Regions from separate parts of the Homo sapiens genome. Here region 1 is linked to region 2. Evidence: read pairs that join two places in POLR2A ChIA-PET (ENCODE). Cell type or tissue: HepG2. All regions are shown on one strand. Each heading gives the region's core, and the rest is flanking DNA. Links, peaks and the distances in the headings are about the cores only.

Region 1 (16,074 bases), core at 2,736-5,235, 130 kb before region 2:
ATCTAAAATTAATAACCATCTTGTTTTTCTTTTTTCTTTTTTTTTTTTTTTTTTTTGAGACGGAGTCTTGCTCCATCGCCTAGGCTGGAGTGCATTGGTGCGATCTCGGCTCACTGCAACCTCCGCCTTCTGGGTTCAAGCAATTCTCCTGTCTCAGCCTCCCGAGTAGCTGGGACTACAGGTGCCTGCCAACACACCTGGCTAATTTTTGTATTTTTAGTAGAAACGGCGTTTCACCTTGTTGGTCAGCCTAGTCTCAAACTCCTGACCTCAGGTGATCCACCCGCCTTGGCCTCCCAAAGTGCTGGGATTACAGGCGTGAGCCACTGCGCCCGGCCAACCATCTTCTTTTTCATTTGCTTAGATTTCCATGTCTTTAATTCAGTTTCAAATTCCCGTCCCAGCTGTGTAAAACTCCTTGTTAGGTATTTTAACAATTTTACCTTCTTAAAGACACCTTTAAGAACCTTCTAGCCTGCTCCATTCTGAGTTGGTTATTCTGAAACTGAATACACAGCTGTCATCCTGTGATCTTTCACCATTGTTCAGAAGATTCCCTTTGCCTCAATCTTGTGTCTTCTTGTTTTAGTGGAGAACTTCCCCCAATAGTTTTCTGATAAAAAGGCTCACTGGTAAGTCTTTGGACACCAGTGTATCCAGTCAAGGTCAACCAGAGGAAAAATGGCATTCTTAAGGGGGTGCTAGAGGAAAGCTTAATAAAGGGACTGTTTACAAAGGTGTGAACAGTGTGAAGAGATAGGACTAGCAACAGCAGGAAGCCTTAGGCTTGAAAGGGATAGAGGAAGGAATGTTTACTAGAATCCAGAGAGAGATGCAGCTTATAGGAAAGTGTTGCCCACCAAGATTTATAGTCTTCAGTAAAGGAACACAGTATCCATCCCTTTCTTTCTGCCCCCTGGTCTCCCACCAGTGTTGCCCTTTGACCAAACCCAACCAGGAGCCAGAGGACAAGAGACCCAAGTGAAGCAATCCATGCAGGTCTACCTCCCTGAGCACAAAGTGGGAATAGAGAAGGATCTCAAGGGGCAAACAAGATATCTAGCACACCTCCTGTGTTTGAAAATGCATTTAATCTACCCTCACTTAATAATAGTTTGGTTAAGTATAGAATTCTTGAGTTACAAGCTATCTTCCCTTAGGTTTTTAAAGCCTTGGCCCCCTTATCTGTTAGATTCTAGTGTTACCATTGAGAAATCCAAAGCCATTCTGATTTCTAAATCTTTGTTATGTGTTCTTTTTTCTCCTTATTGGAATCCTTTGCAACTTCTACAAATTCCCACTAACACATCTATCCCCCTTCCATTATTTGCACTTTCATACTCTTCCCTCCTGCTAAGTATCGAAAGAATAATCCATACTCTTATACTAAAGCATTCTCTATGCACTAGAACCCATCTCCTATCCTCAACTCAATGACATTGTTCCAACAATTATTCCCTTTCTCTATATAATCATTTTTTATTTCCACTAGATTATTGCCATTAACATACAAACATACTATTGATTCTCTAATTTTAAAAAAAAGAAAGAAACATTTCCCTGAACCCCATTCCTTCACCAGCTACTACTACATATCTTTCCTTTTATTTGAGGGTCTCCCTCTGTCTCCCAGGCTGGAGTGCAGTGGTGCAATCTCGGCTCACTGCAACCACCGCCTCCGGGATTCAAGCTATTCTCCTGCCTCAGCCTTCTGGGTAGCTGGGATTACAGGTGCACACCACCACACCTGGCTAATTTTTGTATTAGAGACAGGGTTTCACCTGTTGGCCAGGCAGGTCTTGAACTCCTGATCACAAGAGATCTGCCCTCCTCAGCCTCCCAAAGTGCTGGGATTACAAGTGTGAGCTACCACGCCGGGCCTCTTTCCTTTCTTTGCCATCAAAACTCTTTAAAAGAATTGTCTCTCTATGCTATCTTAAATTCCTCTTCCCCCTTGCCCTTATGGCTCACTTCAATCAGGCTTTTACCCCTATGACTCTACAGAAACTGCTCTTACCCTTGTCAATGACCCCCTTATTGCTTAATACAATGGTACACTCTTTATCCTTGTCTTTGTTGACCTATCAACAACACAGGATACAGTTGCTCATTCCTTCTGGATATCCTTCATGTCGCTGCCAGGTCACCATGTTCTCTTTGTGTTTTTCCTCCCTTGGTAGCTGTTCCTTCCCAGTCTCCTTTTCTTTACTCATTTTTCTGACTGCTATGTGTTCAAGGACCCCAGGACTCAGTCTTTGTTCCTCTTCTCTCTCTTGGACTCAGTCTTTGTTCCTCTTCTCTCTCTACACTCACTCCCTTGGTGATGTCATCCAGTCTAACTACTTTAAATTCCATCTATATGATAAAGACTTCTAAATTTATTGCTCCAGCCCAGAGCTCCATCTGGAACTCCAAGTTAATATAGCCAACTGCCTATTCCACATCTCCACTTCAATATCTAATAGATATCTCAAACTCAACATGCCCCAAACTGAACTTCTGTCCTATGGGAACAAAGTATCTTCTACCTATGGCTTTCCCCATTGGGTAGCAACTCCTTGTTTCTTTGTTGCTTAGGCCCAAAACCTGAGTCATGCTTGACTTCTCTATTTGTCTCACACCACACATTGAATCCATGAGGAATCCTGTTGTCTCTACCTTCAAAATATACCCACAATCCAACTTCTTACCGCACTTCCCCTGATACCCTTTGACCTGAGCTATCATTTCTTGCCTAAATTCTGTAAAAGGCTCTTCAACATAACATCTAGAGTGATCCTTTAAGAATGTAAGTGAGACCACGTCACTTCTATGCTCAAAACCCAACAGTGGCTCCTCATTTCAGTCGGAGGAAAAGACAAAGATGTTACAATGACCCATAACGCCATGCAGGATCTGGCCCCACCGCCTCTCTGACTTTATCCGTTCCACTCTTCCCTTCAATTTCCCCCTTTCAGCCACATCAGCCCCACTGCTGTTTCTTGAATCTGTTGTGTGTCTCTTTGCTTTGAGGCCTTCGTTCTAGCTGTTCCTTCTGTTTTGAAGGAGGTGAGGAGCTGTCCATCCCAGTATCTTCCCCCAGGTAGCCAGTTGGCCAACTCCCTCTTCTCCTGCAGTGAGTGTGCTCCATTCTCAACTTCTCAGTGAGGTCTATCCTGACCTCTCCATTTAACATTGCACTCTGGCCCTTCACCTCTGAAATTCCAGATTCTCCTTACCTTGCTGTCCTTTTTGTTCTCCATAGCACTTATTATCGTCTAACATGGTATAGGATTTACTTGTTTAGTAGAACTCAAGCTCTGTGAGGGCAAGGATCTTTATCTTCTTCAGTAATGTATCCCAAGCACTTAGTACCTGGAACATAGCAGGCCTTCTGTAAAGATTTGCTGAAGATATGAATAAATGAATGAACCTACTTGTTACCAGTGTTCCAAAATTTTAGAATGGGGGGTGTGTGTGTGGGCACGTGTGCACATGCTTGTGTGTGTGTGTTTAAGAGAAGAAGATAAAAATTCTTCATTCTAACACCTGAAAGCAGGAGCTCTCTTTTATGATATTTTAACCATTAAATTAATTTATTTAGAGACAGGGTCTTTCTCTGTTGCTCAGGCTGGAGTGCTGTGGGACAATCATGGCTCACTGTAATTTTGAGCCCTGGGGCTTAAGTGAACCTCCTGCCTCAGCCTCCTGAGTAGCTAGGACTATACCTGTGTGCCACCATGTTCCAGCTCATTTTTTTTTTAGACAAGGTCACACTATCATCCAGGCTGGAATGCAGTGACCTGATCTCAGCTTACCGCAACCTCGACCTCCTGGACTCAAGTGATCCTCCCACCTCAGCCTCCTGAGTAACTGGGACTACAGGTGCAAGCCACCACGCCCAGCTAATTTTCAAAGTTTTTATAGAGACAGGGTTTTGCTTTGTTACCCAGGCTGATTTTTGTTTGTTTGTTTTGTTTTGTTTTGTTTTGTTTTGGTAGAGAGAAGTTCTCACTATGTTACCCAGGCTTGTCTCAAACTCCTGGACTCAAGCCATCTTCCTGTCTTAGCCTCTCAAAGCACTGGGATTACAAACATGAGCCATCACACCCAGCCTTAACCATTTTAAAAATATAAATCACTTAAAAGTATATTACACACCCCACTCCTTTCCTATTTTAACAAGTTATATAAATATAGATTTATGTTTTCCTGAAGGCCCTTGGCTTCCTTAGGCTCATCAATAATACTACCGTGTTAAATCTGGGAAGTGCTTAGGTCCTACTGGGATTCCCCGGGTGTATCCCAGATGGCTCTGCCTTTTAGTTTGGTTTCTAATTCAGCTGAGACTCAGGGCTTGTAAGTGGGAAATGGAACACTAGCCAAAAGTGAGACAGCTCCTCCTCTCTCCAGCTTCCTGTCTCCCAAGAGCTACACGTCTCTCCTCTCTGCTTGCTTCTCTTCTCTCCTCTCTCTCTGTCGACCAGCGTCCTCTGCAAACTCATCAGCTTTCTCAAGGTCACATTGGGTATTTCTCTATCTCAAGAAAAGTGATCACTGGACAGACACAAGAGCTCTGCAGAAAACTAGTTTGACTGGGAGGGGAACTTTCCGTAGGTCTGGAGGTGGGTACTGCAGAACCACTTCCTCTTTCTTTTGGGGATGCCTCCTTCTCTGTTTGGGAACCAAAACAAGGCAGCTACCACTTGGGCTGCTTCCTATTATATCAGTTCCACAGGCTGCCACAAGCAGATTTTCAAATAAAACCTGCTTCACCCATGGTGCCAAATGCTGGCAGTCACAGTTGATATAAATGCTGGCTGAAAAGCCAAAATCAAAAGAAAAAGGAAGTAAGCAAGATGAGTGGACCCTTAAAGTTTCACTCTGAGCAATTCAAATGATAGCGTTGAAAAGGACTTCAGAGTTTAAATAGTCCCATCCTCTACACAATATGTGAATCTTTTTTTTTGGTAACATTCCTGACATTTGAGACAAACTGATAATGCTAGAATTTGCAGAGTCCTTGCTAGCCGTCTCTCCCAGCAGACCCAACCAGGGATCCCATTAAAGACGAGCAAACACCCACGGTTGCTTATATTTGCTTTCCTTTGAGTCATGTTTTTCTCATTCTAAGTACCTCCTTAGAATGAATGAAATGATGGGTATCTAATTCATTTTGCAGTCACCAGCCCCTCTAATTACAGACCTATCCTTCCTCTTGCTTCTCACCTAGGGATTTTTATCAAGTGGACCCTCACAGAACATCATATCTTAGTGAGAGGTGACAGCGTGCTGGCAGCTCTCGCTCGCTCTCGGCACCTCCTCTGCCTGGACTCCCACTTTGGTGGCACTTGAGGAGCCCTTCAGCCCACCGCTGCACTGTAGGAGCCCCCTTCTGGGCTGGCCAAGGCCGGAGCTGGCTCCCTCAGCTTGCAGGGAGGTATGGAGGGAGAGGCGCGAGCGGGAACCGGGGCTGCGCGCAGCGCTTGCAGGCCAGCTGGAGTTCCGGGTGGGCGTGGGCTTGGCGGGCCCCGCACTCGGAGCAGCCGGCCGGCCCTGCTGGCCGGGCAATGAGGGGCTTAGCACCTGGGCCAGCGGCTGCGGAGGGTGTGCTGGGTCCCCCAGCAGTGCCGGCCCACCGGCGCTGTGCTTGATTTCTCGCCGGTCCTTAGCTGCCTTCTCTCAGGGCAGGCCTCGGGACCTGCCGCCCACCATGCCTGAGCCTCCCCGACGAGCGCTGCCCCCTGCTCCCCGACGCCCAGTCCCATCGACCACCCAAGGGCTGAGGAGTGAAGGCGCAGGCGCAGGACTGGCAGGCAGCTCCACCTGCGGCCCCAGTGGGGGATCCACTGGGTGAAGCCAGCTGGGCTCCTGAGTCTGGTGGGGATTTGGAGAACATTTATGTCTAGCTAAGGGATTGTAAATACACCAATTGGCACTCTGTATCTAGCTCAAAGTTTGTAAACACACCAATCAGCACCCTGTGTCTAGCTCAGGGTTTGTGAATGCACCAATGGACACTCTGTATCTAGCTAATCTAGTGGGGGGCCTGGAGAACTTTTGTATCTAGCTCGGGGATTGTAAATGCACCAATCAGCAGCCTGTCAAAACAGACCAATCAGCTCTCTGTAAAACAGACCAATCAGCTCTCTGTAAAATGGACCAATCAGCAGGATGTGGGTGGGGCCAGATAAGAGAATAAAAGCAGGCTGCCCAAGCCTGTAGTGGTAACCCACTCGGGTTTGATTGCCTACTGGGGAAGGTTTGTTTTTTCCTTCTTTGCAATAAATGTTGTTGTTGCTCACTTTTTGGGTGCGTGCTGTGTTTATGAACTGTAACACTTACTGCGGAGGTTTACAGCTTCCTTTCTGAAGTCAGTGAGACCGTGAACCCAGCAGAAGGAGGAAACTGTCTCAGCATCCGAATGTCACAACGAGCAAATCCACGTGCGGCGCCTTTATGAGCTGTAACACTCACTGTGAGGGTCCACGGCTTCTTTAAGTCAGTGAGACGAAGAACCTGTCAATTCCAGACACATCAGCACAGAGAGATGGAGAAATACCTAAAAGAAAGTAGAAATAGACTCTTTTAACGTGTTTGTTTTTTCAGAGAAACCGCCAGAAAGTGCCCGGGGCAGTGGCTGTCGCCTGTAATTCCAGCACTTTGGGAAGCAGGAAAGGGCAGATCACTTGTGGCCAGGAGTTCAAGGACAACTTAGCCAACACTGTGAAACCCCATTTCTACCAACAATACAAAAATTAGCCAGACATACTGGGGCATGCCTGTAATCTCAGCTACTCAGGAAGCTGAGGCAGGAGAATCGCTTGAGCCTGGCAGGTGGAGGCTGCAGTGAGTCAAGATCAAACCAGTGCACTCCAGCCTGGGCAACAAAGCGAGACTGCACCTTAAAAAAAAAAAAATGCTTTTATTTTTACGTCTAATGTGAAATCCCACCTTTCTTAAAAAAAAAAAAAAAGTACTGGTAGGTGTATGTGTGCATGCAAGTATACTTTAGGACAAAATTTTACAAAGAAATATTTTTTTGTTTGGTTGTGGTTTGTGTTTTTGAGATGGAGTTTCACTCTTGTCATCCAGGCTGGAGTGCAACAGCTCGCTCTCGGCTAACTGCAAACTCCGCCTCCCGAATTTAAGCAATTCTCCTGTTTCAACCTCCCAAATACGTGGGATTACAGGAGTGCATCACTGTGCCACCTAATTTTTTTGTATTTTTAGTAGAGACAGGGTTTCACCATGTTGGCCACGTTGGTCTCGAACTTCTGACCTCAGGTGATATGCCCACCTCATCCTCCCAAAGTGCTGGGATTACAGGCGTGAGCCACCGTGCCTGTCGAAGAAATTGCTTTTCATTGGCTTAGAAATGTATCATTGAGAAATAACCGTCTCTGAATATATATTTTTTAATTCCAGGATAAGGTAATAGTAGAATTGCCTTTCATTTCAGACTGAACTTCTCACCACAATATCCATATTCATTCTTGGAAAATGGATGATGAATGGAAGGATAGTAACCTATAAAATCAACTCATACAGCAGCTTGAGTGGGCAAATTATGTTAATGTTAAGTGAGATGCACAGGGAAAGCAAAGACACTTGTCTTTTAGGCTGGAAGCATTCTTTAAGTGTTTTAATTATCTACTTACACATTTTTCAATACTAAACAGATAGGAATTTTAGGGTGCTTAGTTATCATTGTTTTAATCTATTCTTTGCCACTGAAAAGAAGAAAGAAAAAGGTCCACTGACTAATGTATTGTTAATTGCATATTTATTATACATATTTTTGGAGGATCTAATTTTCTTGTAATCAAATACTCCGAAGTTCAAGTCCATTACCTTTATTTAGTGATTTTAGTACCACTTAGTTCTCAGATTTCCAGTGTTACACTCTACTGCCCTCTTTGCTTCCTAAAGGAAAAGATATTTAATAACTAATTTTATAGATTGAGATCTGCCAACACTAGGTCACAAAGGTAATTAAGTTTTTCTTCTTTGGAGGCTCTGCGTTAGGCAAAAAAGGGAAAAAATATAATTCTCTGGTATTTTTAGAAATGTGCTATCTTTTGTAGCTGCAGGTGATTTCATATTCATATCAATTTAGTCTACTTTAGTCTAGAGCTAATTATGACTTCTTGTTGCTTTTACTAAAAGTAAGCCTAGAATTATAGTCTATTATATTCTCCACCAACCAAAACATTATGTATGTTTCTTTTTTCCTCACACGGGAAAGTGAATGAAAGAATTGCCCAGTGGGAATTTTTTATAAGCAAAATAAATCCATTCTTTTACACCATACAATGTTACAAAGTTGTTTATTTGAAGATATTTAAGGAGATTCTAAGGATCCTAAACTTTTTGCTACTGGGAACAAAAAGTTAAAGTTGACTAGTAATGTGAAAGTGGAATCCAGAAGCACTTTGTCTTTTATGATCCTTCCTTAGTAAATCCCAGGATTATTTTGAGGGGTCAGCTTCATCCTATATTCAGTTCACCTATTGGTAAATGAGGACTATCCAGATAAACTACTGGAATTTTCACTCTGATATATACATATATATGTAAAATTTTCATCCTGATATACATATATAAAAATATATATCAATATAATATAGATATAATATGTATGTAAAAATATATCAATATAATATATAGATATATATTAATATATTTATCTGAAATACATACAAATATATATAAATATCTATCTCTATATAGATATATAGAGATAGATAGATAGATTTTTTTTTGAGACAGAGTTTTGCTCTCATTGTCCAGGCTGGAGTGCAGCTGTGCAATCTTGGCTCACTGTAGCCTCCACCTCCCAGGTTCAAGTGATTCTCCTGCCTCAGCCTCCCTAGTAGCTGGGATTACAGGCTTCCACCACCACGCCCGGCTAATTTTTGTATTTTTAGTAGAAACAGGGTTTCATCATGTTGGCCAGGCTGGTCTCGAACTCCTGACCTCAGGCGATCTGCCAGCCTCAGCCCCCCAAAGTGCTGGGATTACAGGCGTGAGCCACTGTGCCCGGCCCACCAAAGGTAAGTCTTGAATCAAATTATGTTAATGTTAAATTGAGGAACATGGCAGTTAATTTGCATTATTTAGATGATACAGAATGTTTGCATTTAATGTTTGTGGTAAGGGTAATGGCTTATACAGTCCATGCTCCACAATCAGATGAAGGTGAGTTCAAATTTAGACTCCTGCCACTTACTAGCTCTGTGTCATTGGAGCTGCTTAAATGCTAAAGCGTGTTTCCTCAACTCTAATACAGTTCTTCTGAGGAATAAACAACCACACAAATCTGACACATAGCAGGAACTCAATAGATGTTAGCAGAAATGTTTACTGTTATTTTTATTTGAGATAAATGTATAAGGCTATTTTTTAGTGCACAGTTTATCAATTTTAAATGGTTTAAATGTGCACACAGATACCCTGGGATCCTCATTAAAATGCAGATTCGGGCTGGGTATGGTGGCTCATGCCTGTAATCCCAGCACTTTGGGAGGCTGAGGTGGGTGGATCACTTGAGGCTGGGAGTTGGAGACCAGCCTGGCCAACATAGCGAAATCCCATCTCTACTAAAAATACAAAAATTAGCCCAGCATAGTGGCACACACCTGTAGTCCTTGCTACTCAGGAGGCTGAGGCAAGAATCGCTTGAACCTAGGACGGGGAGGTTGGTTGCAGTGAGCCAAGATCCTGCCACTGCACTCCAGTTTTTTAAGACAGCAAGACTCTGTCTTAAAAAAACAAAACAAACAAACAAACAAAGTGCAGATTCTGATTCAGTTGGACTGGGGTGGGGTCTGAGGTTCTTCATCTCTAACAGGCCTCCAGGTGGACATTCATATCACTGAATGCAGAACACGGTTACACAATAGAAAGAACATAAGCTTTGGATTTATCCTTCTATGAACTGGAATCCCAGTGAGCTATGTGACCTTGTCAAGGTCAAACTTCCTTCTCTCCAAGAGGGAGATAATAATATCTATTTCTATTTAAATCAATTTTCATCAAATAAAAAATAGTATACTAAAATAGTACCTGGCATACTGTAGGTGCTTAACAAATATAAGTTCAGGCCGGGCGCGGTGGCCCACACCTGTAATCCCAGCCCTTTGGGAGGCCAAGGCGGGTGGATCATCTGAGGTCAGGAGTTCCAGACCAGCCTGGCTAACATGGTGAAACCCCGTCTCTACTAAAAATACAGAAAAAATTAACTGGGTGTGGTGGCCGGCACCTGTAATCCCAACTACTAGGGAGACTGAGGCAGGAGAATCGCTTGAACCCAGGAGGTGGAGGTGGTATTGAGCCGAGATCGCACCACTGCACTCCAGCCTGGGTGACAGAGTGAGACTCCATCTCAAAAAATATGTGTGTGTGTGTGTGTGTGTGTGTGTGTGTGTGTTCAGTTTTTCTATAAGAAATGCTTTATTGGTCTGTCCACTACGGGGTTGTGCTAGTTTCCCTTCCTAAAAGAATGGAAAATTCCAATTTCCTTTGAAAACTTCTTAGAATTCTAACTTGATGAAATCAACATCAACATTGGTTTAAAAGTTTGTCATTGCATAGCAAGCAAATCATTTCATACCAGATGGCGTGCAAACAGACTGGGAAAATGCCCCAGGCAAGCAATGGGACTCGGAGTCAGAGGGATTTCTGCAGGAATGTATAACTGAGAAAAGGGGCTAATTCTGAAGCTTTTTATTTTACTATTATTTTCTTCTACCCTTTTTATTATGGAAAATTTCAAACATAAAAGTACAGAGGGTGATATAATGAACCCCACATACCCATCATTCAGCTTTGGTAGTTATCAGCACATGGCCAATCTTTAGTTTGCCTTCCTCCCTCTTCCTCCATCTCTGAATTATTTTAAAGCAAATTCAAGACATAGTATTTGATCTATAAATATTGCAATGCATATCTTTAAAAAAACAAGGACTCTTGGCCGGGTGCAGTGGCTCAGGCCAGCACTTTGGGAGGCTGAGGTGGGTGGATCACGAGGTCAGGAGTTTGAGACCAGCCTGACCAACACTGTGAAACCCTGTCTCTACTAAAAATACAAAAATTAGCTGGGCATGGTGGCACATGCCTATAATCCCACCTACTCTGGAGGCTAAGGCAGGAGAATCACTTGAACCCAGGAGGAGAGGTTGCAGTGAGCCGAGATTGCACCACTGCACTCCAGCCTGGGCGACAGAGCGAGACTCTGTCTCAAAAAAGAAGTAAATAAGTAAATAAATAAAATTTTAAAAAAGGACTCTTCCTTTAAAAAAATAACCATAATACTGTTATAATAATTCATTCAAAAATAACATTGAATTTATAGTATATATTTTAATTATCATCCAATTTTATTAGGCAATGAGATAACTATTAAAGTAGAATTCAAAATAACCCAACACTTAAGAACAAGGTAAATACACTTGTTCCCTGAACATTGCTGTTATCAAGGAGGGCAGAACAGTCATTGTCTTATCAGCAGCAATGACATTCATGGCATCCCTCCTCTCACTGCTCCAGCTGGTTCCTAACTGGTCTGCCAACTCTAGGTCTCGATTACATCCTTAAAATTGTCCCTTGCATTCTGAGCCCTCCCAGCTTAATTATCTCTGACAGAAACAAACTGCCTTTAACTTTTGCCAGGAGCAGGGCACCCCTGGCAAGCTGATCTGAACTCTAGGCTTTCCAAAAGTGCTTAGAGTTCTAGGATCTCATAAAATACTAGAGCTGGAAGGGACTTCATAGTTCAGCTACTAGAAAAAAACCAAGGGGCAAGAGTGTTAAATAGCTTGCTTTGCCTCATAATTACCCAAAAGCCTCTCAAAATAAAGGCAAAGTATTATGTGTCTAAACTGACCTTTCTGTGTGGTAAAATTTCAAGGAATTTCTTCTATTATTTTACAATATTTGGTTATCCTTTCTTGAGTTAGCTCATTGAAATCCTTCTTGAACCCACATAAAATTTCCATTCCAATTTTTATTTTATTGATTGATTGATTGACTGATTGAGACAGGGTTTTGCTGTATTGCTCAGGCCAGAGTGCAGTGGTGCGATCTTGGCTCACTGCAACCTCTGCCTCCTGGGCTCAAGCCATGCTCCTACCTCAGCCTCCCGAATAGCTGAGACTACAGGCACGCACCACCACGCCCGGCCAATTTATGTATTTTTAGTAGAGACAGGGTTTTACCATGTTGCCCAGGCTGGTCTCAAACTCCTGAGCTCAAGCTATCCACCCCTCAGCCTCCCAAAGTGCTGGGATTACAGTTATGACCCACTGTGTCCCACCTCAATTTTTATTTATAAACTATTTCACATATACAACTACTAAAAATAAGGTAATATACACCTATTAATATATTAATACACACATTATACAAAATAAATATAATATCACCATAGAAAATCTTTTCCTCTTGATTTTTTTTTAATTGAGGACACTAATCTGCCAGCTCTTAAAATTTTTTAAAGAAAGCTCATTCTACTCCCATTCTTTTCCAATCCCTTCTTCCTTAGAGATAGTCTTTATCTTAAAAATAGATGAATTTCATTCTCATGCAGATGTATGTTTATACATTCAATTGTTTTGCATGTTTTTAATTTTTACATGTAGGAGACACTGTACGTGCATTTTACAAATTGCCTTTTTCGCTCTATATTATGTTTTCAAGACTGAGCCATATGGATACAGAGGTGAATCATAGATCATTCATTGTAATTGCTATGTAGAATTCTACAGCATGAATAAGCCGCAGTTTATTTAATCTACTCTCCTCCAATAGGAATAATTAGGTTGTTCTATTAGACAATTCTGTTACACTTATCACTAGGTACCCTGTACTTTTTGCAGCTAGGCTAAATGGCATCTTTGCAAATACCACATACTTATAATTGTTGATCGCTGGTGCAACCAACATGCTATTGATGTTTGTATATTGATCTTGTATGTTTATTTTGCTGAACTATTTTATTCATTCCAATAGCTTATCTCTCAGTAGATTTTCTTGTGGGGGAATGGTGATCAACTTACTGAGCTCACCATTTTCTTAATATCTTTTATTATAATAAAATAGAGAAATTTGGATTTATTAGAATTCTAGGAGAAGGGGTGACTTGAAAGCTAGAGTAATACGGAAGCTGATGGAACTGTTCCTCTTGAAAGAAGCAGCCAGAGCTGGGGAACTGCTCACCGAAACCCTCATGTACAGAGAACATAAGGGCTTTTGAAATGGAGTAACATGAGGAACTAGCCGGGGGCCCCATGAGATGGCAGATGGCTGCATAATCTGTAATGTGACCCCTCCTCTGTGTCTTAACATTTTTAGTAAAAATGGAAAATGGTCACATGCTTGGTCTCAATGATCTTTTCTCAGGTACTATAAAGAGATGTGGCTCTGTATATAATGTACATGATGCAGGGACCATAGAACTGCAATAGCCTTGTGACCACCAAGGCCAGGATCCAAACAAGCCTAAGAAAGTGGATTCTGAAATCTTGGAGAGGGACTGGAACTGCTCAGGCTTGGGAAATGGGATTCAAACCAAGTTTCCTAAACTTTAAGAGCAGGAAATCTCCCAAATGATATTTGGGTTTCCATCAACAGCCATCTGATTTGTATGCTTTCCATGTGGAATATACAATGTAAAAAGACAAGGTTCCGTTTTGTTTTGTTTTTTGGAGACAGTCTTGCTAGAGACTCTGCTGGAGTGCAGTGGCACAGTCATAGCTTCCTGTAGCCTCCAAATCCTAGGCCCAAGCAATCCTCCCACCTCAGCCTCCCAAGTAGCCAGTATTACAGGCCCATGCCACCACATCTGGCTAATTTTTTTTTTTTTTTTTTTTTTTTTTTGGTAGAGACAGGATCTTGCTTTGTTGCCCAGCTGGTCTTGAACTCCTGGCTTCAAGTGCTCCTTCTGCCTCAGCCTCCCAAAGTGTTGGGATTACAGGTGTGAGCCACTGTGCCTGCCCTTCACTATTTAAAAATATATATATTATTTCAAATTTTGACTTTGTTAATTCTTTGGCCTTCCATGAAATTATAGTGTTTGTAATCAGAGAAGTATGAAAAGAAGTATCATCTTCAAATTGCCTCCTCTGTGGTTTGTCATAAAGGCAAAATATTGTTACTAGATTCATATCCTGTGGGCCCTCTACACATTTAATGAATTATAGCCATATGTTATCTAAATGAATAATAATATATGTACCGGATAATAAATAAATGATAATGTAGATTAGTTTATCCTTTTAACCCACTGCTATCAAGGAGATGATAGTGTAATCCTAGCACTTTGGGAGGCTGAGGCAGGCAGATCGCTTGAGTCCAGGAGTTTGAGATTAGCCTGGGCAATGTGATGAAACCCCATCTCTACAAAAAGTACAAAAAATAGCCAGCTGTGGTGGGGCATGCCTGTAATCCCAACTACTTAGGAGGCTGAGGTGGGAGGATGGCTTGAGCCCAGGAGGTCGAGGCTGCAGTGAGCCGAGATTGTACCACTGCACTCCTGGGCGACAGAGTGAGATACTGTCTCAAAAATGGAACAAAACAAAAAAATCCAAAGTATTTCAAAGGTAATTATGTGCTTTTTTAAGACAAGAGCTGCTGTGCAGGCTGTGGCTTCTAAGTGAACTAATTCCTGTACTAATATGCAGGTCCCAGAAAAGCCAATGATTCATTTTGGTGTTAATGACTGGAAGTCAGGGCCAGATTTAACTGGGGACCAGGATTGCATCTTGATACAACTATCAAACCAGGGATACTTTTTCATTTTGGCCAAAACATTGCTGTAATATCCATGATCTGCTCAGAATTTACTGAGAATCATGATGATGTTTTAGAAGGAACATTCATTCTCATGGAGTTAAGGGACTTGGGGTGTATAGTCTAGGACTTGTACCTAATTAAGATCTTGGATAAATCATTTCACTTCTCTAGGCTTTGGAGTCTGAAGGATGAGGGGATAATGTGGATAATCTCTTGTGCCTTCTAGCTCTTCAGAAAAGAAAAAGTAAACCAGCTTGCAGCCAGTGTGTAACCTGCAACCATAAATAGACAGTTGCATGTATAAATATGCAATGTCTACATGGTGTGATTGAAAAAGTTTCTATGTGCCATGTCCCCAATATGTCCTGTCCACATAAACTCTGGCCTCATAATGTGAGTCTCTGCACAGAAGTAGAGCAGAGTAGCATGGTAGCAAGGAGACTGAAAGAATGCTACTTCTGAGCTGTGTATCTTTGGGTACATTACTTAATCTCTCTGGCTCTTAGTTTCCTCATCTATAGATGAATGAGTTGAATAGCTACTCACGGGGCTGTTGAGGATTAAGTAAACTGAGTATTTGAAAGGGCTTCATAAGATAACATAATACAAATATTAATTATTAACACTCATCCCTGTAGTGTGGGAAGTGATTTAAGATGTCAGAATTACAGTGAAATTCTGCATGCTTAATAAGAATAGAACAATAGCCTTCAAAAGAGATGAATATTCTACTTAGAACATTCAAAGACATAACGTCAACAGAGACCACTTAACTTCCTAACTCAGGAAATAGTTTATAAATAACTTGATTTTTAGAGATTGAACAATGGATTATTTGGATTATTCAGTCTTAAATTAGGTAGGCCTTTTGTTCTCCCTCTATCTCTTGCTAATTGTACATATTAAGGTTAGAAGAAAATGAAAACCAAGAAGGTGTGCTGCCTGAGAGGGAAACCAGTTGGCCACCAAGTGTTCTTCCCCAAGTGGCACCCTTATTGCCTTCCCCCCAGCACTTAGTCACCAGGTCATCTCTCAGGGACAGATTCACATTAGTGGAGTTCAGATGTGTAAACTAGAATTCTATTTTATTGATTTACGAGGAGACACCTTGCTGAGGAGCTGAACATCTGCATTATTTTTGCCAGTAAGTTGTAGACACACAAATAACAGTTATAGAAACAGAAAAGCCAAATTATGGTGGTTTAAACAAGACAGACAATTCTCTTTCCCATAAAGGAAGTCTGGGCATATGCAAGTCCAAACCGATATAGTAATTTCAATGTGTCATTGAAATATAAGCTT
Region 2 (16,074 bases), core at 5,419-7,918:
GTGATCCTCCCTCCTCAGCCTCCCAAGTAGCAGGACTACGGGCATGTGCCACCACACCTGGCTAAGTTTTGTGTTTTTGGTAGAGATGGGTTTTCACCATGTTGTCCTGAGCTCAAGATCCACCCTCCTCAGCCTCCCGAAGTGCTGGGATTACAGGCGTGAGCCAGTGTGTCCAGCCCAGCTTATATATTTATCTTAAATTGGCTTCTCTCCTTTTCTGGAGAATTTTAGGAGACTTACATTTTCTTTTTCTTTTCTTTTTTTTTTTTGAGATGGAGTCTCGCTCTGTCACCCAGACTGGAGTGCAGTGGCGTGATCTCGGCTCACTGCAGCCTCTGCCTTCCGGGTTCCAGTGATTCTCCTGCCACAGCCTCCCAAGTAGCTGAGATTGTAGGCATATGCCACCACGCCCAGCTAATTTTTGTATTTTTAGTAGAAACGGGTTTCACCATGTTGGCCAGGCTGGTCTGGAACTGCTGACCTCAGGTGATCTGCCCACCTTGGCCTCCCAAAGTGCTGAGATTATAGGCGTGAGCCACCATGTCCAGCCTGATACTTCCATTTTCTGGGGTTGCTAACAGCAGTGGCCACATGAACTACTCTACTTTTAGTGGAGAATAGAAGCTCAAAATTTTCAACACCTGGGTGAGTTGTTGGGTTTTCCCCTTTGCCCTGTATTTCTAAGGTGCTCTTACAGTTGGTCCCAAAAGTCCCATTAAAGAATGTCATCTAATCTAGGGCATATTTTACTTATTTATTTTATTCATATCTTTTATTATTATTATTTTTGAGACAGGGTTTCACTCTGTCACCCAGGCTGGAGTGCAGTGGCATGGTCACGGCTCACTGCAGCCTCAACCTCCCAGGCTTCAACGATTATCCCACCTCACCTCCCCAAGTAGCTGGGACTACAGGCACATGCCACTATGCCTGGCTAATTAAAACAATTTTTTAAAATAGAGACAGGGTCTTGTTTTGTTTCCCAGGCTGGTCTGGAACTCCTAGGCTCAAGCAGTCCTCCTTCCTTGGCCTGCCAAACTGCTGGGATTACAGGTGTGAGCCACTGCCCAGCCAAGGGGCATATTTTAGAAGAAGCTTTAGAGAAAACTCAATAGCAAACTAAGAATTTTTGGCATTTGGTTTAAATTATGCTTCTTTATGAGAGAAGACACATTTTTTAAAATGTTAGGTTTTATAAAATCTTTAATAATAAAAGAAACATGAAAGATATTTATATTCTTTGTTAAAGTTTTATGGTGACAATATGTGGATTGAGGATCCTGTTTCAATCTAAACTTATAACTTGCCTTCTGAGGTCCTAAAGTCCTGTGTCACATTTTTACACGTTTTAAAATAATTGGTCCTTACCTCTTTTGTGCACCTGACAGTTCTGCAAAACACATGTATTGGATAAACAGTATGTTCTTGCAGTGAAACTCATTGTTATTGGCTTTCCAAAGAAAAAACTGTTTAACATTGTCCTTTGAAACTGGCAAACTTTATTCACTTAACTCTTAGCTTTTCCTCCTCCCTGTCGTATGCTAAAGTGGAAATAAAATAACTACTTGACCTGCTAACTTTAATTATCACAAGTAACACTTTTTAATAAGCCCAAATACTGGAATGCCTTTTTTATACAGCAGATAAGTTCTTAGATGAGTTTTTTTAAGTACAAGTTATACAGTATTACGTTGTTATAAGTGGTGACTCTCAAAAGGGTGTTCAGTCTTCTGGGGGTTTCGTAGTGATCTAAAGAGCTGTTTCATAGTCAAGTCACATGAAATTGAATTTTACTGTTAATTTTTATGTTTAAATTACAGACATAAATATATTTTTAAAAATATAAGTACAAGAATTTTTAGTTCTGGTGAAAGGAAAGTGGGGAAGGGAGCTATATTTATTTAGCATCTCTAATTAAAAACAGGCCAAAGGACGACTGGACTGAAGATGTGACTGATTCTAAGACTTGTGCTCTTTTAATTATGTCATATTGCCTTCTTGGAAAAGGGAAGTTGGGAATCTTCACTGACTGCTGACATGTGCCAGGCTAGGACTTCCCAAAGTTAGTTCTGTTGACAACTGGTTCTTTTATTTTTAGTTTATTAAGATGGGGTCTTACTCTGCTGCCCAGGCTGGAGTGCTTTGGCACAATCTCAGCTCACTGCACACTCCACCTCCTGTGTTCAAGCAATCCTCCCACCTTCGCCTCGCTTGTAGCTGGGACTACAGATGCATGCCACCATGCCCAGCTAATTTTTGTATTTTTTGTAGAGACGGGGTTTCACCATGCTGCCCAGACTGGTCTTGAACTCCTGGGCTCAAGTGATCCACCCGCGTTGGCCTCCCAAAATGCTGGAACTACAGGTGTGAGCCACCACACCTGGCCAACAACTGGTTCTTTGAGATGCTCCTGTTGTCTAGGCAGTTATCAAAAAGTGCCCAGATCATAAGTGCACATACAGTTTGGTGAATAGTTTGCTGTGTATCCTTGTAGACTTTATACTTATTCAGAGGTACATATTTGTGTATATATTTTTATAAAACATGGGATTCAGTTGTACAAAGCAGTTTGCAATCTGTTTCTTTTATTTAACAACATGTTGTAAATATTTTTCCACATCAAGTTATATAGACTTAATAACTGTTAATGTGCCATTGTATTCCTATACCATGATTTAGTTATCAAATCTCTTGAAGAATATTTATTTCTAGACATTTAGTATTATCGTTTTAATTTACAATTATTTAATAAATAATGAGGCTGAATTTCATTTCACGTTATTAAGCCATTCATATTTACTCTTCTTTCAGCAAGTTTCTGGTGTTTGAGGAACACTGTGAAGGACTGTGGCAGGGTTCTTGAAGATAAGGGAGTTTGTTTATCTAGGCAACTCCTGGAAGCCATTATAGAGGGAGTCACACTTCCCAGTATCCTGGAAGGGGGCTTGTGATGGATGAGGTGCGAAAGTGGAGGCTACTATGACAGATGCAACTCTAGGGCACCATACTGGGGGAGCATTCCACTAGCTCTAGCCCCAACTTGAGTCCATGTTGGCAGATCTATAGAAGGAGAGGGAAGAATGGAAAGGAGCCAGTAAGCAAAAGAACCCCATAACCAGTGTGATTCTTGACAACTTTCTGGAAAGTTGGTTGTAGGCACTCTTGAGGGGTAAACTTGGGGACAAGGTGGTCTACTATTTCTCATGTGGGTATTTGTCTTCCATAGAAACCTTAATTGGATATGAGTGCTGCTTTAGGAACAAACATATCAGTTTCTTTTTTTTTTTTTTTTTTGAGATGAAGTCTTGCTCTGTCACCCAGGCTGGAGTGCAGTGGCATGATCTCGGCTCACTGCAACCTCTGCCTCCCAGGTTCAAGTGATTCTTCTGCTCCAGCCTCCCAAGTAGCTGAGACTGCAGGCATGCACCACCATGCCCGGCTAATTTTTGTGTTTTTAGTAGAGATGGGGTTTTACCATGTTGTCCAGGCTGGTCTTGAACTCCTGACCTCAGGTGATCCGCCTGCCTCGGCCTCCCAAAGTGCTGGGATTACAGGCGTGAGCCACTGCGCCCGGCCTCAGTTTCTTTATAGAAGCATGTTTGGAGTTACTGAATCTGAGTTGGAAGGGATGCTAAAAACTATTTAATACAGACTCTCATTTTAGTAAATAGGGAAGCTGAAACTTGCCCCAGTTCCACTTTGTAGCATCTGTTTAATTTCAGAAGTGACATTAAAGTTTTAGTCTTATTTCAATTCTAAAAATTGTCTGTACGTCACTGTGCAACCTGCCTCCCGTCTGTATGTTGAAAATGATAGAATCTGCACTATTGTGCTACATATCAGGGGTTTACTCTGCCAGGTACATGCCAATTGCTTCACATATATTCTTACTAAAGCCTTACAATAACTTGAAAAAGGGTTTTCTTATCCCCATTTTGCGGATAGGTTCAAGCTTTGGAGGTCTTTGAGTTTCAGTCTGAAGCAACAATTCTGTATGAAAAAAATTCCTGTATAAATAAGAAATTCAAATATTGTGAGACTTTGAAATTCTTTAAAGTCATACACAGTGACATTGCCATCACCTACCTATGTTTGCAGCCCATGACATCACATTTATACAGTGGTCACATTTCCTTTTAATGATATTTCCATTAGTGGTGCATGGAGCTTTTGCTGGTGAGTAGAACCAAGAAACAGAATATTCTTTGGGAGATAGTAAAATATAAAAGGCATCTTTTAAAAACAAATGGCAAATTTTTGCAGAAAAGAAAACTTAACATTAAAAATGACTAAGCCAAGCGCAGTGGCTCACACCTGTAATCCTAGCACTTTGGGAGGCTGAGGCCAGCAGTCACCTGGGAGGTCAGAAGTTTGAGACCAGCCTGACCAACATGGCAAAACCCCGTCTCTACTAAAAATAAAAAAATTAGCCAGGTGTGGCGGCAGGTGCCTGTAGTCCCAGCTACTTGGGAGGCTGAGCCAAGATTGTGCCACTGCAGTCCAACCTGGGTGACAGAGCAAGACTCCATCTAAATAAATAAGTAAAATAAAAATAAAAATAAAAATGACTAATATTTACATTACCTATATATAGTATTCTTGCCAGAAATGTTAAACTGCATGTAATATTGAGGAAATAACCAGAAAAATTCAGAATGTAGGACATTCTAATTCTATTTAATTAATTCTAATTGGCTTAGACTCTTTTGAAAAAATAAAAAACCAAAAAACAATGACCTAATGATATCGTGTAGCTCTGTGTCCCCAACCAAATCTCATGTTGAATTGTAAATCCCCAATGTTAGGGGAGGGACCTGGTGGGAGGTGACTGGATCATGGGGGTGGATTTCCCCCTTGCTGTACTGGTGATAGTGAGTGAGTTCTCACTAGATGTCGTTATTTAAAAGTGTGTAGCACCTCCCCCTTTGCTCTCTCTTCTGCTGACCATGTGAAGATCTGCTTGCTTCCTCTTTGCCTTCTGCCATGATTGTAAGTTTCCTGAGAACTCCCTATATGTGCTTTCTGTACAGCCTGTGGAACCATAAGCCAATTAAACCTCATTTCTTTATAAATTGCCCAGTCTCTGATAGTTGTTTTTGTTTGTTTGTTTTTTGACAGAGTCTCACTCTGTTGCTCAGGCTAGAGTGCAGTGGTGCAATCTCGGCTCACTGCAAGTTCTGCCTCCCGGGTTCACGCCATTCTCCTGCCTCAGCCTCCTGAGTAGCTGGGACTACAGGTGCCCGCCACCACGCCCAGCTAATTTTTTTATTTTTTATTTTTAGTAGAGATGGGGTTTCTCCATGTTAGCCAGTATGGCCTCGATCTCCTGACCTCGTGATCCACCCGCCTTGGCCTCCCAAAATGCTGGGATTACGGGCGTGAGCCACCACACCTGGCCTTTTTTTTTTTTTTTCTCAAGACAGTCTCACTCTGTCGCCCAGGCTGGAGTGAAGTGGCGTGATCTCAGCTCACTGCAACCTCTGCCTCCCAGGTTCAAGCAATTCTCGTGCCTCAGCCTCCCAAGTAGCTGGGATTATAGGCATGAGCCATCACGCCCAGCCAACAGTGACTCTTGAGAGAACTATAAAAAGTATTGAAGCATTTGTTAGAGTACTTAACACACTTTTGCTCTGAGTAGTTTAGGTTTGGTTCAGCTGAGATTTTTACCTTTATTTTGGAATTCTATTTTCAAATTAAAACAAAAAGCAAAACATCTAATATTTAAAATAGCAAATTATAGAGGTAGGAGGTAGTTTTCCCAGCTAAACAGATTATTAACCTTTACTGTGAATTTATATGGACACTTAACATATTAAAGAAACTTTTTAAATGTGTTAATATTTTGGATTTCTGAGCCTATGAAAATATTCCTTGCCTGGAAATTAGCTGTAAGCCCTTATCAGTGTAGTTTTCTGATTGTTACTACTTTCCAACTAAATTATAAATCTCTTAAAGCCATCGTAGGTGTGTTTATATCTCCAGCACCTGCCATAGTTGCTTGAATATGTGGGACTGTATATTGCTGGGTGGCAGATCTAATATTTTTTAAAGAGCACAATATTCTCAGCTTGAATGTCCTCATCTACAGGGCTTGTGGTCTTTATTTAAGTGGGCAGGTTTTCATTGTGTTTCAACTTGGCCATAGGAACCTTTTCAAGCTTTCAGAGGAGTAGCTTCTTATTAGCTTATAACATTAATCAGTCATTGTTTTTTGTTGTTTTTTTTTTTTTGAGACGGAGTCCTACTCTGTCGCCCCGGCTGGAGTGCAGTGGCATTATCTTGGCTCACTGCAAGCTCCACCTCCCAGGTTCACGCCATTCTCCCGCCTCAGTCTCCCAAGTAGCTGGGACTACAGGCGCCCGCCACCACGCCAAGCTAATTTTTTTTTTTTTTTTTTTGTATTTTTAGTAGTGACGGGGTTTCACCGTGTTAGCCAGGATGGTCTCGATCTCCTGACCTTGTGATGTGCCCGCCTTGGCCTCCCAAAGTGCTGGGATTACAGGCGTGAGCCACCGTGCCTGGCAACATTAATCAGTTATTGTTGAGAGAGCCCTAACTTTGGCCACTTTATTAGGAAGAACACAAGATGAAAACTAGGGACAAATTCACTATACAGTAGTCCCCCACCTTTTCCTCAGAAGATACATTCAGGGTCCTCCGGTGGATACTTGAAACCACAGATAGTACTGAACCTATGTACTGCTTTTTTTAATACGTACATAACTATGATAAAGTTTATAAATGAGGCACAGTAAGAGATTAACAACAACAGTAATAAAATAACAGTTATCTGAATGTGGTTTCTCTTTCTCAAAATATCTTACTGTACCCTACTCACCTTTCTTCCTGTGACCTATTGATCTGATAACCAAGATGGCTACTGTGTGTCCAAGGGGGAGGTATCTTATACAACATGGAATGCTAGACAAAGGAATGATTGACTTCCTGGATGGGACAGAGCGGGACACTGCAGGATGGCAAGAGATTTCATCATGTTACTCAGAACATTGCTGTTTAAAACTTAAGAACTGCTTATTTCTGGAATTTTCCATCTGATATTTTCATACTTGACCTTGGGTAACTGAAACTGCAGAAAGTGAAACTGGATAAGGAGGGACCACTGTACAACTTTTATTTCTAAAGAACTGTAAAATTTGTGTGTTTGCAGATCAGGGAGCAGAGAAACATGAAGGCACAGGTCAGTCCTCTGGGATCACTGATCAAGAGAAGGAGTTATCCACCAATGCTTTCCAAGCTTTCACAGTAAGAAATGGCTTCTCTTAGTCTGCTCAAGTTGTAGGGTTCTGTCAAGTATGAATCTTTTCATAGTGAATTTTTAAATTTACAATTTTTACTCTGTAATAATTCAAAAGTTAATTTAGAGATAAGTAGGTTTAATTTTTAAAATAAATGTTTTAGAGTTTAAATATGGTGAAAGGAATGGGAATAATTGGAGCCATTCCCAAGTTTTTGTAAACATGTTTTAACTCATATACTGTTGTTTTTAAGTCTTTTAAATTTAGATTTGTAAGTATGTGGGTCAGTCTTTTCATTTCACTAAGCTGTTCAATTCTTTTATTTATTTATTTCTGAAAATATCAGATTCAAAAATTATTTTCTTGAAGGTACTTTAAAATGGAACCCCAAAACTTTATTGGCAGAATTTTAACTTTTTCTGGCATTAAACAATATGAAAGAAAACCTTATTTGGTTATCAGGTTACGTGCATGTAAGCAGAAGAACTTGATGCTTGGGTATTTAAAATATATTTACTAGAAAATAAAATTTGGAGTGATTATATTACCTTTCTTGACTAGCCTCAGCCATTAATACCCTGCTAGCACTATATGTATATGCCAGTATATTTATCATATCAATATATGTGTCTTATATGTGTCAATGTCAGGGTTTTGAGTCTTAGGAAGTAAATATCCACAGTTTAACTGACATGAATGTTGCTTTAGTGACTTTGATTAGTATATGTAGGGAAACTACATCTTTCTTTTTAAGAACTTTTAAGATAAAGATGAATGAAATATATTTGGAATGATATACTGTATTTAAAGCTGGTATGTAATTTTGTGTGTGTGTGTGTGGTTTTTTTTTTTTAGTCTGGAAATTATGATGCCTGTCTACAACACCTTGCCTGTCTACAAGATATAAACAAAGATGATTATAAAATAATTTTGAATACAGCAGTAGCTGAGTTTTTTAAAAGTAACCAAACAACAACAGATAATTTGAGACAAACACTTAACCAGCTGAAGAATCAGGTGATACATAAATGAATTTAACTATAAAAAATATTGTTCTGTTCTTTAATTTATGAAACACAAATAGTTAAGGAAAATAAATGTGATTTGTCTGGTATTTCTTGTCAGAAACATTTGTTAGCATTAATTTTATTTCCGTAAAATTATTATTCCAGGAGATAAAAGGTATGTTGTGGGATCATTTTTTTTAATTGGGGTTTTAATGAACTTGAACAGAATAGACTAATATACCAAATTTGAATGAGCTTTGGAGTTTTGAGAAAGAACTATATGAAGAAGCTTAGCTGTGGAGATATATCTTGTTTATAATGAAAAAAATATGATTAATCCTAATGTCAAGTCGTTTTAGCATTTGGATCAGGAGATGATTGATTAAATAGAAGATATTCTGCTTTGTATCTGGCTTGGGGCTTGAATTGGGGATTGGTCTGGTGATAATGGCAATGTTTCTTGAATCCTGGGGCTAGACTTTTGGTGTTCAAGAGGGCTGATAACAGTGATGGTGCTGATAGGATCAGCTAGCATATGTTAAGTGTTCACTGTGTGACAGGGCTCTGCCAAGCGCTTGTATGCAACTTCTCAGCTTGTTCTTCTCAGTAGCCCTATGAAATAGCTATATAATTTTTCTTATTTTAAAAGTGGAAAAGCCAAGGCACAGATAGCTGTGTAAATTGTCCAAAAACACAAAGTTTTTGAGTAGTAAGAGCTACATGAACTCAGTTGTATTTAACTCTATAGCCTGTAATTTTAGTTACTGCTTCATGCTGTTAGGGAGTCATGAGACCTTTCCTGTAATCATGAGTACCATGATACTCTATAGTATCACCCTAAAGTGTGACACAGGTAGAGAAGCAAGTTGTCCCTTCAGGCTCTCTGTAATCCTTTATAGGCATAAAGTAATTTTTAAACCCCATTAAAATTCAAAAATGAGAATAATAGCTACCATTTATTGAATGCATACTGGGTGCCAAATTCTGTATTAAGTGCCTTTTATGCCTTATCTCATATAATCCTCACATTCAACTCTTGAGGCAGTAGGTGCTTATTATCTCAGTTTTAAAACCAGAATTTAGGAAGTCTAATTTAAATTTACACAACTAGGAAGGGGAAGAACAGATTTAAACCAGGCCTTCTGACTCTTGAGCCTGTTCTCCTACCTGTCTCAGTCTTCATAAATTTGTATGTCCTCACGTTTCCTCATTACTCCAGTATTATTACTGATGATTTTATCTAGTGTTCCAGAATCAAAAGAAAGATGATGCTTACTGATAATCTAGTACATGCACCCTATGACCCCATAGACAGTTTCTTCCAAGACAAATTTGTTTGGTTTTTGAGAATAAGTTCAGCCTTTAAACTTTTTTTGAATAAGCAATTCCTGCAAACTTCCAGTTAGGCCAAAAAAACTTTGTGAAGTTCTTTCACTAGCTTTTATTGTTTATAAGGTTTGTTAGGGCCTTCCAACTCTTGAGTTTCCTAGAAGTGTTTGTACTTGTGGTTACTGACTTCTTTAAATCATACTTCTGTTCGCAGTCACATCGGGCACAGTGACACACCTTTTCAACCTATTCCATTTTAATTAGCAAACGTCTAATTTCACTTAATGAGTAGTTTTTCTTTTGGCTGGAGCAGTTACTAGACTATTTTGGTGAGTCATAGAATATGTGGCAAAGTTATTTGTGTGATAATTATTCAACCATTGCTGAATCCAAAACGCCATAGTTTATCTAAAAGCTTTTCTGGCTAAACTCTTCTTAACTCAGTCTCTCTCCATTACATAACTACAGAAAGAGTTGCCTTTGGAAATTGAGTTTTCACTGTTTGAAGATACTGTTTTTAATCTCTTTAAGATAGTGACTTGATAAGTGAAGATTATAAAAAGTTCCCAAACTCATTGAGATGCACATGTTGGTCAGCTAGGACCACTTGCTAACATTTGAACCATGTCAAGCTTAACCACGTGGGTGGTTGACGTCTGCTGAAGTCCAGTTACAAAATTTACAATTCATTGTGTGTAGTGAACCTTCAGGTTCCTTGCCATTAGTCAAACCAAGGCTGTTAAATCCATGTACTGTATATCAGAGTTCTATGGAAGTGTTGGTCTTAGAGTTAATTACTTAATATTGAACAATAATTTATTGCAATCTTCATAATGGCAAAGGTTAGTTTTAATACAAGTAGACTTCCAGTTTCATGTGTTACATGGAATTGTGCAATGGTTGTAAAGCTTGATTAAAATTTAAAAGCCCATTGCTACAGCTTACATAAGGGGGTATACAGTTTGAGAATGCAAAGTGTCATGCTTTTTTTTTTTTCTTTTGTGTCAGTTACAGATGTTAGCCTTTAGTGAAGCCCATAAAAGCCTTTTCTAACCATCATGTGTGCAATAATATATTTTTATTATTGAGTACTTTAAAAAAATCTATTCTTTTTTACGGGAACGAAACCTGAAAATATACTTTCTAGCCCTATGGCCTTGGGCAAGATAATTAAGTTTTCTGTGCTGGTTTCCTTATGTATAAAGTGGAAATGAAATTATCTATGTCCTCGGCCAGGTGCGGTGGCTCATGCCTGTAATCCAAGCACTTTGGGAGGCCGAGGTGGGCAGATCGCCTGAGGTCAGGAGTTCAAGACCAGCCTGGCCAACATGGTGAAACCCCATCTCTACTAAAAATACAAAATTAGCCAGGTGTTGTGGTGCATGCCTGTAGTCCGAGCTACTCAGGAGGCTAAGGCAGGAGAATCACTTGAACCCTGGAGGTGGAGGTTACACTGAGCTGAGTTCGTGCCACTGCACTCCAGCCTGGGTGACTCCATCTCAAAAAAAAAAAAATTATCTATGACCTTGAGGTATGGTGAGGATTAACCTGTAAAAGTTTTAACATAGCAAGTCTGGCACATGGTAAATAGTTAACTATTTTTGTTTTGTTTGATACAGAGTCTCGCTGTGTTGTTCAGGCTAGAGTGCAGTGATGTGATCTTGGCTCACTGCAGCCTCTGCCTTTTGGATTTAAGCAAGTTTCCTCCCTCAGCCTCCCGAGTAGCTGGGACTACAGGCACGTGCGACCACACCCAGCTAAATTTTTTTTTTGTATTTTGTATTTTTAGTAGAGACGGGGTTCACCATGTTGGCTAAGCTGGTCTCAAACTCCTGACCTCAAGTGATCTGCCTGTCTCGGCCTCCCAAAGTGCTGGGATTACAGGCATGAGCTGCCACGCCCGGCCAGCTATTATTAATGTTTAAATTTTACCTTAGTTTTTACAAAATGAAATCAAACTATGAATACTACGTGACATTTTTATGGGAAAGGTCATTTTGAGTTTGTTGCACGCCTGGTGTAGCCTCTTGTAGGTTGTGAGACTAGGAGATGGGAATCCTACTCAGAAGTGGTGTTACCAATTGAAACAGGGAAGATAGCTTCACAGTGACAAGGAAGATAATTGTCTAGCCATGTGCTGGGTACTTAATAAAGTCTCATGAAAACATTTTACCTAAAATTTTATTATGTGTGGCACAGAAGAATGAAAATAATTTTTAGTATGTGAGAGTAATTAAAATCTAAAGATACTGTTGAAAGTATGGAAAAATTCAGAATAAGAATGTTGGCCTATGTTCCTTTTTATTCATATGAATTCTTTCACTTTTGCTTTTTATTTCCTTAATGTTAAAATATAACCTCTGTTGATTGCTTTATAGGTCCACTCAGCTGTTGAAGAAATGGATGGATTAGATGATGTTGAAAACAGCATGTTGTACTATAATCAAGCAGTCATTCTTTATCATCTGCGGCAGTATACAGAAGCCATATCAGTTGGTGAAAAACTTTATCAGTTCATAGAGCCTTTTGGTATGTTATCTGTCAAGTCAAAAATTTCCCTATCTTCCCTATACTTGCAGAATTCTCTGGTACTTTTACCTAGATAACCTAAATCCGAGAAGTCCATGCCAGTATTCAAAGAAAAGCCGTATCAGCTTTGCTTAATGGTTAGAAAAGATAAAAATGTAATCCAGGTTTTCTTTGAGTGTCCCTTCCCAAATTTTGAAGATAACTGTTAAAAATGCTGTTGGAAAGTGCTGAAAACACTTAGTGATGTTTGTGGGGTTTTTGCTGTTTCAACACTATTTTAGTGTACCTGATCCTTTCTTACTTTAGTACATTAAGGAAGTAGCATTTTGGAATGTTAGGGGACAGTGAGGTATTTCATTTTTGCCCTTTGCCTTACTGAAATTTTTGGTGGTAATTATGGAGTAGGAAGTATAGAACAGAGTTAGTTTTTTGCTATCTTAATTAGCTTACTAACCTCAAGTAGGAGTAGCAAGAAAAGTAAGGGCAAAGGAAAAAAGAAGAGCAAAGGAGAAAGCTAGACCCAGGAAATGGTTGTTAGAGAAGGCTGTTGGTTTCTAGCCCACAAGCAGTCAAATTCCATTTGTGAGTTACATTTTTGTCTTTTTTTTCCATAATTGCTTTCTTTTACATTCAAAACACAAATGAGAATTCCTAATTTATCAGGAACGCCTGATTGCTCATGTGGTTACCACAGGACAAGTGGTGGGGTATGATAGCGCTCTGTGGTTCTTTGGGAAGAGGTAGAGAGTCCCCTTTTGCTGACAGCTGGTTGAACAGCTGATTACTATGGCTCCAGAGACCCATTCTGAGGTGCTTCTCTTCTTTCCCTCAATCCTGAGAGCTTGGTAGCTGGACAGACTGGGCGGGAGAGACACCAGTGGTAAGGGATTATGTAATTAGTGACCAGGTCCTTCTGTATAGCTAGAAATCAGAGTTACACTTTTAGGACTGTACACATTTTTCTGTAAAGTTACTGTTATTGATGCTTCTTAGAATTTCAATATGGAGAAACTGCCTTTAAAGGCAGCTATTAAAATATAAATATGCCCAGCGCAGTGGCTCACGCCTGTAATCCCAGCACTTTGGGAGGTTGAGGTGAGCAGATCATCTGAGGTCAGGAGTTGGAGACCAGCCTGATCAACATGGGGAAACCCCGTCTCTACTAAAAATACAAAATTAGCCAGGTGTGGTGGCACATGCCTGTAATCCCAGCTACTCAGGAAGGCTGAGACAGGAGGATCACTTGAACCCGAGAGGCCGAGGTTGCAGTGAGCCAAGATTGCACCACAGCATTCCAGCCTGAGCAACAAGAGCAAAACTTGCTCTCAAAAAAAAAAAAAAAAAAAAAAGAGAATTTCCTGAATTCATGAAATCCTGTTAATCTGCACTATGGCTGAACAGAATATATTAATAGTAATCAACTAGTCAGTATTCACATTCATTTTTCTTTTATGGCTTTTTTTTTTTTAAACTTTTACTGCTTGGATTTTTTTTAAAGACTGTTTTTTTAGAGAAGGTTTAGATTTACAGCAAAACCAAGTTTCCTCTTGTACAGAGATTTCCTGTGTGTCCTCTGCCCCAACACATCCATAGCCTCCCTCATTACCACAATCCCTCAACAGTGTGGTGCATTTGTTATAATTGATAAACCTACATTGATACATCATAATCATCCAAAGTTCATAGTTTACGTTAGGGTTCACTCTTGGTGTTGTATGTTCTATGTGTTTGGACAAATATATTCATTATAGTATCATACAGAGTATTTTTCACTGCCCTAAGAATTCTGTGTTGTGCCTGTTCATTCCCTTTCTACCTATAACCACTGATCTTTTTACTGTCTCTACAGTTTTGCCTTTTCTACAGTGTCAAACTTGGAATCATAACTACTCAGCTTCTTTCTTCTTTTTTTCTTTTTGAGATGGGGTCTCTTTCTGTTGCCCAGGCTGGAGTGCAGTGGCGTGAACTCCACTCACTGCAACCTCCACCTGCCAGGCCCAAGCGATCCTCCCACCCCAGCCTCTTCAATAGCTGGGATTACAGTCACGCGCCACCACACCCAGCTAATTTTTGTATTGTTTTGCAGAGACTGGGTTTCACTATGTTGCCTAGGCTGGTCTTGAACTCCTGGGCTCAAGCCCAGCACCTTGGCTTCCCAATGTGCTGGGATTACAGGTGTGAACCACCATGCCTAGCCAGTACTCAGATTCTTCATACAACATATGCTAATTGAGCACATGGTCCAATACTGTGGGCCAGACACTGTTCTGGGTCTGGAGATAATGCAATGAATGAAATACAGAAACTCTTTACCCCCGTTAAGCTTCTATTCTAATAGGAGAGAAAGCAACATAATAAAAAAACAGCCATCCCTTGGTATTCAAGGGAGATTGGTTCTAGGACACCCCTCTTCAGATACCAAAATCTGCTGATACTTAAATCCCTTATATAAAATGGTGTAGTATTTACATACAGTCTCTGTGTATGTCCTCCTGTACATTTTAAATAATCGCTAAATTACTTATAATACCTAATACACTGTAAATGCTATGAAAATGTTTTTATACCATATTGTTTAGGGAACAATGATGGGGAAAACGTCTGTACATATTCAGTGCAGATGCAACAACTTTTTTTTTTCTTCTAACATTTTCAATCTGAGGTTGGTTGAATCTGTGGGTGCAGGTCAGATACAGGGGGCTGGCTGTATACTGAATGCTATGAAGTAAAGCTAAAATTGAGTGAGAATGTAGAGATTGACTGGGGATGTTTTAAGTAAGGTAATCAAGCAAGGCCTGGGATGAGATGGTATTTGAAACGAGACCTGAATAAAGAAAAGACATTATCCTTGCTACTGTTTAGAGGGAAAGCATTCCCACTGGAGGTAATGGGATATGGAGAAGACTTGAGGTGAGAGGCTGTGTTTGGTGAGAGCAATAGCAGCAAGATCATTGTGACTGGAGCTAGGTAAGGAGGATAATAGGAAATAAAGTCAGAATTAGCCACGGGCAGAAGAGGTAAAGCCTAGGGCAGGGCTTACTGTCTTAGGTGCAGTGAGATTCCCTTGGAGATATATGACCTTTGCACACCAGCTGTGTTAATTTCAGTTTTTTAAATGAATTCCACTCTTTAAAGGCTTTTGAAATTTTCTCTTCTAGACCTTATTTTTCCTTTTATCTTCTTTTTTGAAAGGAAAGATAGTTTTATGTCACACCAGGTTAACTTTCCTCTCTTCATTGGGTTCTTTTTCTTTTGAAGGTCTTGTCTCTTGGCAGTCTCAATTTTCTGATATACTCCAGCCCATACCTTGCTGCTTTTGCTTCTGTAATCAGGTGTTTGTTTGTTTTTTTTTTTTTTCCATCTCCATGACCTAGAAAAGCAATGTATTTCATGGAGTCATAGACTTTTTTAGTTAGAAGGAACCTCACAAGATCCCCTGGTCCACCCTTCTGCCTTCAGGCAGGTAAAATATTCTCCTCATTTGACAGGTCAGCCAGCTGAGGTCTGAAAAGTTAAATGATGTACAGAGACCACACATACCTAGTTAGTGGCTGAATAGGTGCAGATTGAGTATCCCTTATCCAAAATGCTTGGGACAAGAAGTGTTTCAGATTTGGGATTTTTTTTAACTTTGGAATATTTGCATTATACTTACTGGTTCAGTATTCCTACCCTGAGGTCCAAAATGCTACCATGAGCATTTTATTTGAGCATCATTGGTGCTCAACAAGTTTTGGATTTTGAGGCTGGACACAGTGGCTCACACCTGTAATCCTATCCTTTGTGAGGCCAAAGTGGGTGGATCACTTGAGCTCAGGAGCTTGAGACCAGCCTGGGCAACATAGTGAAACCCTGTTTCTATGAAAAAATTAGCCAGGCATGGTGACACATGTTTGTGGTCCCAGCTACTCAGGAGGCTAAGGTGAAAGGATCTCTTGAGCCTAGTAGGCAGA

What was found. Peaks named below come from ENCODE experiments on the same cell type or tissue, not always from the same donor. Only the 100,000 strongest peaks of a DNase experiment are listed, where the experiment ranks them.
Region 1: POLR2A ChIA-PET joins it to region 2 with 5 read pairs; 2 of 35 experiments call an interaction of 5 or more read pairs at or near these places.

What each region holds. Positions count from the first base shown.
Region 1 is chr3:32,573,327-32,589,400 of GRCh38, forward strand. It overlaps LOC124906226 (a long non-coding RNA gene), which reads left to right and starts at 5,382. Exons shown (of 2, transcript XR_007095860.1): 1 at 5,382-5,419; 2 at 5,666-6,283. In HepG2, for the core only: no CTCF peak of the experiment used is centred there; no DNase peak of the experiment used is centred there; H3K4me3 peaks cover 823 bases.
Region 2 is chr3:32,696,700-32,712,773 of GRCh38, forward strand. CNOT10 (CCR4-NOT transcription complex subunit 10) reads left to right here. Exons shown (of 19, transcript NM_015442.3): 2 at 7,169-7,263; 3 at 8,112-8,273; 4 at 11,971-12,121. Among named protein-coding and RNA genes, the nearest start is that of CNOT10, 20 kb to the left of the region's middle. In HepG2, for the core only: no CTCF peak of the experiment used is centred there; a DNase peak (open chromatin) is centred at 6,922; H3K4me3 peaks cover 328 bases.